Linked DNA regions of Homo sapiens: region 2 is linked to region 1. Evidence: chromatin loops called from intact Hi-C (ENCODE). Cell type or tissue: OCI-LY7. All regions are shown on one strand. Each heading gives the region's core, and the rest is flanking DNA. Links, peaks and the distances in the headings are about the cores only. Region 1 holds the start of MIR325HG (MIR325 host gene). Region 2 overlaps MIR325HG (MIR325 host gene).

Region 1 (4,399 bases), core at 269-4,268:
TCAAGAAACAGGCAGTGGCTAACTGAAGCCATCTTCCTAAAAGACATCTTTCAACTCACAAGTTCCTAAGCCAAGTTATCTCACAAAAGAGTAAGTTTCCTTTCCAGGCAACCAAGTTTCTATGCCATGCTGAAGAACCTTTCTTTTTAACCTTTCAGGTATACAGCCATAGAGCCTCATCCATCTGCAGAAAAGATGCTGACATATATTGCACCAAACAGAGCTCCAACCCCACCTTCAATCTTGCAGCATTATGTCAGTCGTTATCAAAGCATCTGGCCCAGTGTCTCACTGCAGAGATTGTGCACAAATTAGAAATGCTGCAATCTATGAAAATTCATTCTTCATTCTCCATGTTTGTCAGCCCCTACCCTTCACATTGCAGTCCCAACAAAGGACAGAAAGGCAACCACATGGGAGAAATCCAGATAACGCAGGCCAATTTCTACCTCAGCCCACAAACGACAAGGAACTAGGTAGCCAGTCTTGCACATGAGAGATTAGATACTGTTCTAAGCCTACCATTTTCTCTTACACAGCTCTCTAAAACATCGCAAGGTATACTCCTCAACTCAATTCTAATTAGCTGACTCATTCACTTCCTGCCTTACCTATTATAATTAGCTCTTTTCTTCAAGATTTACCAATCCCTCCTTCTACCCTAAATAGCATCCCTAAACAGCTACACAGCATTATGACCGTCTACAGTTAAAAAGATGGAAAAGTTTTCATTCACGGTTTGGTATTCCGTTAACTTTGGCCTGAAGTGAGACCAGACACAAAGAATGCCTTCAGGAGCTGGCATGCAGAGCCAGGAATCACTGGGGCCACATACAACCTAGTCTCAGCTCCAGCCAGATGAAATTACTGGATGCTGTGAGGTCACATACTGCTTCCCAGACAAACCAAGGCAGAGCCCAAAACTCTGCATTACCTCCTCAAAATGGCCTCTCATATCTCACACAAAAAAAAAAAAAGCCCAACTTTGGGTGCAACTAGCAACTAGCCTCTTTTGAATCTCCCCTCAACAAACCCTGGCCCCTGTATTTTCCTGTCTTCTTATTTGATCTGTTTTCTATCCTGGTTCTCAGCTGAGTATCAACTTCTGTTAAGTACCTGATTCCTTGCTTTGGCTTGAATCAGCATAGTCTTCAGCCATCTTCCTGGGTTTACCGACCACAGGCTCGAGTTCTGCAGAATTGGTTTAAACTGGTCAAAATAGATTTGAACTGACCAGAACTGATTTTCTTTGTCAAAAAATATTTGAACTGATCAAGATCAACTTCTGACAATTTTAAACCCTTTTGGGCCAGTTTTACATTACTAATGCAGGAGCAAGCCACTGAGGGAATCAGGATGAACCAGGAATGAGATGAAGCTGCTTCAATCTGCTTAGAAGACCAGCAAGGAGGGGACAAAAAGGACCTGATGCTAAGGATCATACCATTTGTGGTGGTGGTGCTGGAGGGGGGATAAGAAAGGACCTAATAGTCCGAGAGGTAGGATCAAACTACTGTGGACCCCGGGGGAAGGACTAAAATAAACTGATGCTCAATAACGCAGGATCAAATCACTGGTGTGAGACAGGAGGAGGAAAGATGCTGATGCTCGCCAGACAGGATCAAACCACTGAGATGCATATGGAGCTGAATGGGGATGCTTGTCGATAAGGAGCCATCAAACCACTCTGGGAGAGGGAAGGAAAAGAAGAGGAAGAGTGAGATCGTAAAGGGTCTAGTAGTGTGTAAGACAGAGTCAGACCCCTGTGGAGGATTGATGACTAAGGGATGCTGTTCTAAGTAGCAGGACTAAACCACTGTGAAAGAGAGGGGAGCAAAAAGAAGCTGAAATTTCTTAAAGCAAACATAAATTCTTTATAGGAGAAGTAAACAAGAATATGGTGTTCTGTAAGACAGAATCAAATCCTGCTTTTATATTTAATAAAGCGTGTTTATATATATTATTATTATCATTTGTTCTTTACTCTCCCCTCTGATGGTTGGGTCAGACCATGTTCCCACAAAGGCTTGTGCAGTAATTCTCAGCTGCCCCTAATGGTTGCTAGGCAACAGTGCGGCAGCTGCTGGATGAACCTTGCCCTTTTGACATTAACCCCTGGGTTACTGGAAGGGAAATAAGATGTACATAAATGAAAAAAGTGGGGAACAAAGTGAGATGATGACATCAAATGCTAGGTGGGGAGAAGTGGAAGACAAATTCACAGACCTTCGAAAATAAAAGGGAGACAGTAAAGTAATTGGCGAATGATGGCTATGTGGAAGAAGCAACACTTTGACAAAAGTACAGTCCTATAAACTTAGAAAACATCAAGCCCAGTTCTACATAAGACTTCTGAGTCCTCCTATGACATCCCTAACCAGTGGTGCTTGAATACTTTACGTGAAAAAGTAGTAGTTGGAAAAAAGTAGTAGTTCCTGGACAACCTATTCCATTTTCCTATAACTCTAGTCATTTTTAAAAATTGTGAGCCCCAAATTTCTTCCCTATGGATTTCACCCAGAAGTCTGAATCCTGTCTTCTAGAGCAGGGGTTGGCAAACTAGGGCTTACAGGCCATACCCAACTCACTGCCTATTTTTGTAGAGAACATGAGCTAAGAATGGTTTTTACATTTTTAAATAGTTGAAAAAATAAAAAAAGAATAACATTTTGTGACATAAAAAATTTTATGAAATTGAAATTTCAGTCCATGAATAAAGTTTTGTTGGAATACAGCCATGCTCATTCATTTACATATTATCTATGGCTGCTTTCTTGCTACCACAGCAGAGTTTAGTAGTAGTAGTTGAGTGGTAGTAGACATTATGGCTCTCAAAGCCCAAAGTATTTTACTATGTGGCCCTTTCCAGAGTAAGTTTGCTGACCACAGATCTAAAGCAACAAAATAGCAGTTTTCAACAGGACTCTGCTTAAGTAAGAATGTAATGGGGATAGTAGATATATGACAGAGAGTTAAGAGACCTCACAGAGAATCCCAAATCCTCAAAGGGAGGAAGGAGATGTGTGCCAAGGTCCTCCAAGACCTTGAATAACTTCAAGTCATTTCCCATGGTCTCCAAGGGATAAGGAAGAGATTTAGCTTGTGTGGAGAGAGGGAGTCTCTAAGAATAAAGAACAGCTGGAAGTGAAGGTTTGGGTCAGACTGTTAAAGACCTTGAGCACAAAATACATTTTCTTGGCCATCCTGAAAGCAAGAGAAGAGCCACTATTGAGTTTCAGGTTGTGATAGGGTCGATTGACAGGGTAAAAGCAGGACCTGATGAGGATGATTCATGCTTCTAGATATCATTCTAGTTCTATCTTGGTTCTACACAAGTTGCACTGGTTTGAGAAGTTCAGGTCATTCTGGTCACTCAGGTTCAAAACCATCTCAATACAGCTACCCTAGTCTGAACGCAATCTGGTTGGAGGTCAGGCTCCTACAGTAAATGAAAGATGTATATTGGGTCAATTTCAAAGGATTTCTGCTTTAGAAGGCATAAGAGATGTGATAAGAACATCTTGTCACATCTTTCTCTGATTCCTACTCATTTTCAGGACCCAATTCAACCATACCTCCCGCAGGGTTCTTGCCCTCCTCTGAACTCCTTCAGGACTTCTTTGTACCACTCACATGGTCCTAACTTATACCCTTACTAATATTGAAAGTATCTCTTTGTGAAAATGGCCTGTTTCCCCAGAAAAACCTTGAGACCCCAGAGGAAAAGAATTATAACTGAGACTTTTCCGTGTTCCCATGGGATCTGGCTAGTTGGGAAGGATATTGATCCAATGATTTAGTGGTCTCTCAGTGTAGGGAGGCCCCACTTAGGGAACCTCAGGCACTTTGGGAGCTGTGTCTGCTCTCGTTACACACTCACCTTTCTCAACTAAGTAGGCTGTGAAGAGGTGAGGTCTAGTGATGTATCCCAGCCAGGCCTGGGCTACAATGACTACACAAAGAGCATATAGCTCTTTCTGGCCCTAATGCCACAAAGTCTCTGGCTCCCCATCATTCCTGCTTTCATAGGCTCAGGGATGAATGTCATGGTCAGAAAGACAAAGCCCACAGTTCTGATTGCCAGGTATCCAGTCCCATTTTCCATGGCCTCTGTTGATGTTGGACCCAGCCTTCAGGCTGGACTCAACAGACTCAGGATGAAAATAGGCCCTTGGCTGGGAAGGCTGGCTTTCCACAAAGTGCTCTTTCCCCACAATGGCCAAAGCAAATGTCGCCGGCCAGAGCTGAAAGCCAGCCAGCTGCTCCCAACCTTTGCCGGGCAGCACCAAGGAGGCCCAGAGTCAACAGTGCATGGACAGGTTTGCTATTTTATTCCTTCTCATTCCTCAGACATCAGATTTCCCTTTGGTGAGTCTAAACAACCAAAAAGAACTGAAGT
Region 2 (4,399 bases), core at 145-4,144, 83 kb before region 1:
ACCATCTCACACCAGTTAGAATGGCGATGATTAAAAAATCAGGAAACAACAGATGTGGAGAGGATGTGGGAAATAGTAACACTTTTACACTGTTGGTGGGACTGTAAACTAGTTCAACCATTTTGGAAGTCAGTGTGGCGATTCCTCAGGGATCTAGAACTTGAAATACCATTTGACCCAGCCATCCCATTACTGGGTATATACCCAAAGGATTACAAATCATGTTGCTATAAAGACACATGCACACATATGTTTAGTGTGGCACTATTCACAATAGCAAAGACTTGGAACCAACTCAAGTGTCCAAAAATGATAGACTGGATTAAGAAAATGTGGCACATATACACCATGGAATACTATGCAGCCATAAAAAGTGATGAGTTCATGTCCTTTGTAGGGACATGGACAAAATTGGAAATCATCATTCTCAGCAAACTATAGCAAGGACAAAAAACCAAACACTGCATGTTCTCACTCATAGGTGGGAATTGAACAATGAGAACACATGGACACAGGAAGGGGAACATCACACTCTGGGGACTGTTGTGGGGTCGGGGGAGGGGGGAGGGATAGCATTAGGAGATACACCTAATGCTAAATGACGAGTTAATGGGTGCAGCACACCAGCATGGCAGATGTATACATATGTAACTAACCTGCACATTTTGCACATGTACCGTAAAACTTAAAGTAGAATAATAATAAAATTAAAAAATAAAAAAAAGAGAAGGAACTGTAGAGCCAGACATGGTGGTACATGCCTGTATTCCTAGCTACTCAGGAGGATGAGGCAGGAGGAACTCTTGAGCCCAGAAGTTCAAGGTTGCAGTGTACTGCGATAGTGCCTGTGAATAGCTGCTGAACTACAGCCTGGAAAGCAATAGAGAGACTTACATTCCCAAAATTTTGAAAAAAGAGAAAGGCCTGTATAGATTCATCTGTCTATCTCTGGGGCCTAGCATGTGGCCATCAAATACGATGCAATCACTCAAATACATGTATATGACACTCTACTAAAAGAGTGATAAAAGAGTGAATGTAATAGAAGATTAGAATGCAATAGGAAGCCAGAGCAAGAATATTGAGGGCTTGAAATGAAGCTCCTCGAATCTATAATTTCTGACATAGGCTATGACTCTACACCTTTGTGTGCCATGCAAAACCGAACAACTTCAACATTGGGGTAACTCCCCACAATGTAGAAACTTTGAAAACCGTTCCTCCTTTAGTTCAGTGCCTGTATATTAAGTATTCAGCCTTTCTTAAAAAATATATTTGAGGAACTCATCGTTCCCAGGCACTCACTCCAATATGTTGCAAGCAATTTGATTGAAGTATTGCATATATCTTGGGCTTCAGACCAAGTGTGAGGAATTATACTCCATCAGAAAAATCATTGAGGCAGCTTAAAGTAATGGAAACTGGTGCTTTGGATTAAACCTGTCTCTTTCCATCTCTGTTTTTGGTGCCTGGATAATGCCTCTTGGGGGGAAAAAAGCAGAGAGTATATAGTTTGAATACCTTGGAGTTAAAGAGGGAAGAATGGCAAAATGGAGAGGAGGTTGAACAAAATATGTTCTAGTCTTTAATTCGGGTCCTAAATGAGACCTAAAGAGCAACATACAAATAAAATCTTCAAACCAGGGGCACCCCACATGTCAGTATATTCCACTGCCACCGCCCAAGCTTAGAAGATCTGCTCTTTAGACTGTAATACAACTCAGATTGAGCAAAATACCATGTACTCGATGGCTTAAACAACAAATACTTGTTTTCTCATGGTTCTGGAGTCTAGAAGTCCAAGGTCAAGATGTCAGGGTTGATTTTGCATAAGGACTATCTTCCTGGCTTATAAATATCACCTTCTCACTGTGTTCTCACACGGCCTTTCCTCTGTGCACGCACGAAGAGAAAGAGAGCAACCTCTGGTTTCTCTTCCTCTTCTTATAATGACACCAGGGGGGCATTAGGGCCCCACCATTATGACCTCATTTAACCTTAATTATATCCCTAAAGGTTCTATCTCCGAATACAGTCACACTGAGGTTACAGCTTCAACATATGAATTTGGGGATTGAGGAGATATAATTCAGTTCGTAACAGTATTATTAACCATACTTCGCTGATTAAAAGATAAACTGAATCTCAAAGAGGTTTAGTGATTTTCACATACTAGTAAGTAATAGAAGTCAAGACTAGAACTCAGAACTGTTAGCCCCTGGTCTTGCGTTCTTTGTATTATATTATGTTGCCTTATAAAATGAGTTAAGAATTGCTCCTTCTGTTTCTATTTTTTATTTGGGAGAATTTGTAGATAATTGGTTAAAAAAATATTTAAGGGTTTGGCAGAATTCACCAGTGAACCTATCTGGGTCTGATACTTTCTGTTTGGGAAGGTTATTAATTATTAATTCAATTTATTTAATAGACACATGCCTATTAAGATTATCTATTTCTCCTTGTGTGAGTTTTGGTAGATTTTTGTCTTTCAATGAATTGTCCCATTTCAAATAGGTTATCAAATTTGTGGTCATAGAGCTGTTCATAATATTCCTTGGTTACCCTATTAATATTTATGGGATTAATAGTAATGGTACCTGTTTCATTTTAGATATTTTCTCTCTTTCTCTCTCTCTCTTTTTTTTTTTTTTTTGAGATGGAGTCTCACTCTGTCGCCCAGGCTGGAGTACAGTGGCACAATCGTGGCTCACTGCAACTTCCACCTCCCGGGTTCAAGAGATTCTCCTGCCTCAGCCTCCTGAGTAGCTGGGATTACAGGCGTGCACCACCAAACCTGGCTAATTTGTAAATTTTTAGTAGAGACAGGGTTTCACCATGTTGATCAGGCTGGTCTCGAACCCCTGACCTCGTGATCCACCCACCTCAGCCTCCCAAGGTGCTGGGATTGCAGGCGTGAGCCACCGAACCCGGCCTTCTCTCTTTTTTCTCAGCTAACCTCACTAGAGGTTTATCAATTTTGTTAATCTTTTCAAAGAAACATTTAGCTTTATTGATATTCTCTGTTGATTTCTACTCTTTTATTATTTTATTGCTTATGGTTCTTTGGACTAAACCTAATCATTTTATAGTCTTTTAAGGTGGAAGCTCAGATGACTAATTTTAGATCATTATTTTCTAATATACACATTAAGTGCCATACATTTCCCTCTAATGACTGCCTTGGCTGTATGCAACAAAACTTGATGTGCTATATTTTCATCTTAATCTGATGCAAAATATTTTTAAATTTCTCAGAGCTCTTATTCTCCAGAGCTCTTATTCAACCTATGTGTTATTTAGAAGTGTTTTGTTCTAGATCCTTGAGGAATCACCACACTGTCTTCCACAGTGGTTGAACTAATTTACACTCCCACCAACAGTGTAAAAGCATTCCTATTTCTCCACATCCACTCCAGCATCTGTTGTTTCATGACTTTTACACAAAGAATTACAAATCATTCTATTATAAAGACACATGCACACGTGTGTTTATTGCAGGACTATTCACAACAGCAAAGAGTTGGAACCAACCCCAAAGCCCATCAATGATAGACTGGATAAAGAAAATGTGGCACATATTCACCATGGAATACTATGCAGCCATAAAAAAGGATGAGTTCATGTCCCTTGCAGGGACATGGATGAACCCAGAAACCATCATTCTCAGCACATTAACACAGGATCAGAAAATCAAACACATGTTCTCACTCATAAGTGGGAGTTGAACAATGAGAACACATGGACGCAAGGAGGGGAACATCACACACTGGGGCATGTTGGGGGGTGGGGGTCTAGAGGAGGGATAACATTAGGAGAAAAACCTAACGTAGATGATGGGTTGATGGGTGCAACAAACCACCATGGCATGTGTATACCTATGTAACAAACCTGCATGTTCTGCACATGTATCTCAGAACTTAAAGTATAATAACAAGTAGAAGTGAGTTGTTTAATCTCTAAGTATTTTGAAGTTTTCTATCATTCTGTTATTTATTTCTAGTTTGATTCTATTATTATCTAAGAGAAGACATTGTATAATTTATATATTTTTTAAGTTTGTTATGGTGCCTTTTATGCCTGAAGTGTGACCAAATGTGAGCTAGAGAAGAAAGTATATTCAAGGTGGCTGGCAAGATGACCGAATAGGAACAGCTTTGGTCTGCAGCACCCAATGAGATCAACTCAGAAGGCAGGTGATTTCTGCACTTCCAACTGAGGTATCTGGCTCATCTCATTGGGACTGGTTAGACAGTGGGTGCAGCCCATGGATGGCAAGCTGAAGCAGGGTTGGGTGTTGCCTTACCCAGGAAGTGCAAGGGGTTGTGGAACTCTCTCCCCTTGCCAAGGGAAGCTGTGAGAGACTGTGCCAGGAGGAACAGCACATTCTGGCCCAGATACT

Evidence for each region. Hi-C counts contacts between places; a loop is a spot of excess contacts. Peaks named below come from ENCODE experiments on the same cell type or tissue, not always from the same donor. Only the 100,000 strongest peaks of a DNase experiment are listed, where the experiment ranks them.
Region 2: a loop joins it to region 1, with 5 times the contacts of the local background. A loop is called at or near these places in 1 of 110 quality-filtered maps.

Annotation. Positions count from the first base shown.
Region 1 is chrX:77,013,111-77,017,509 of GRCh38, forward strand. It overlaps MIR325HG (MIR325 host gene), which reads right to left and starts at 1,422. Exons shown (of 3, transcript NR_110406.2): 1 at 1,117-1,422. In OCI-LY7, for the core only: no CTCF peak of the experiment used is centred there; a DNase peak (open chromatin) is centred at 2,051; H3K4me3 peaks cover 562 bases.
Region 2 is chrX:76,929,805-76,934,203 of GRCh38, forward strand. All of the region lies in intron 2 of MIR325HG (MIR325 host gene), which reads right to left. Among named protein-coding and RNA genes, the nearest start is that of MIR384, 13 kb to the left of the region's middle. In OCI-LY7, for the core only: no CTCF peak of the experiment used is centred there; a DNase peak (open chromatin) is centred at 1,887; H3K27ac peaks cover 1,269 bases.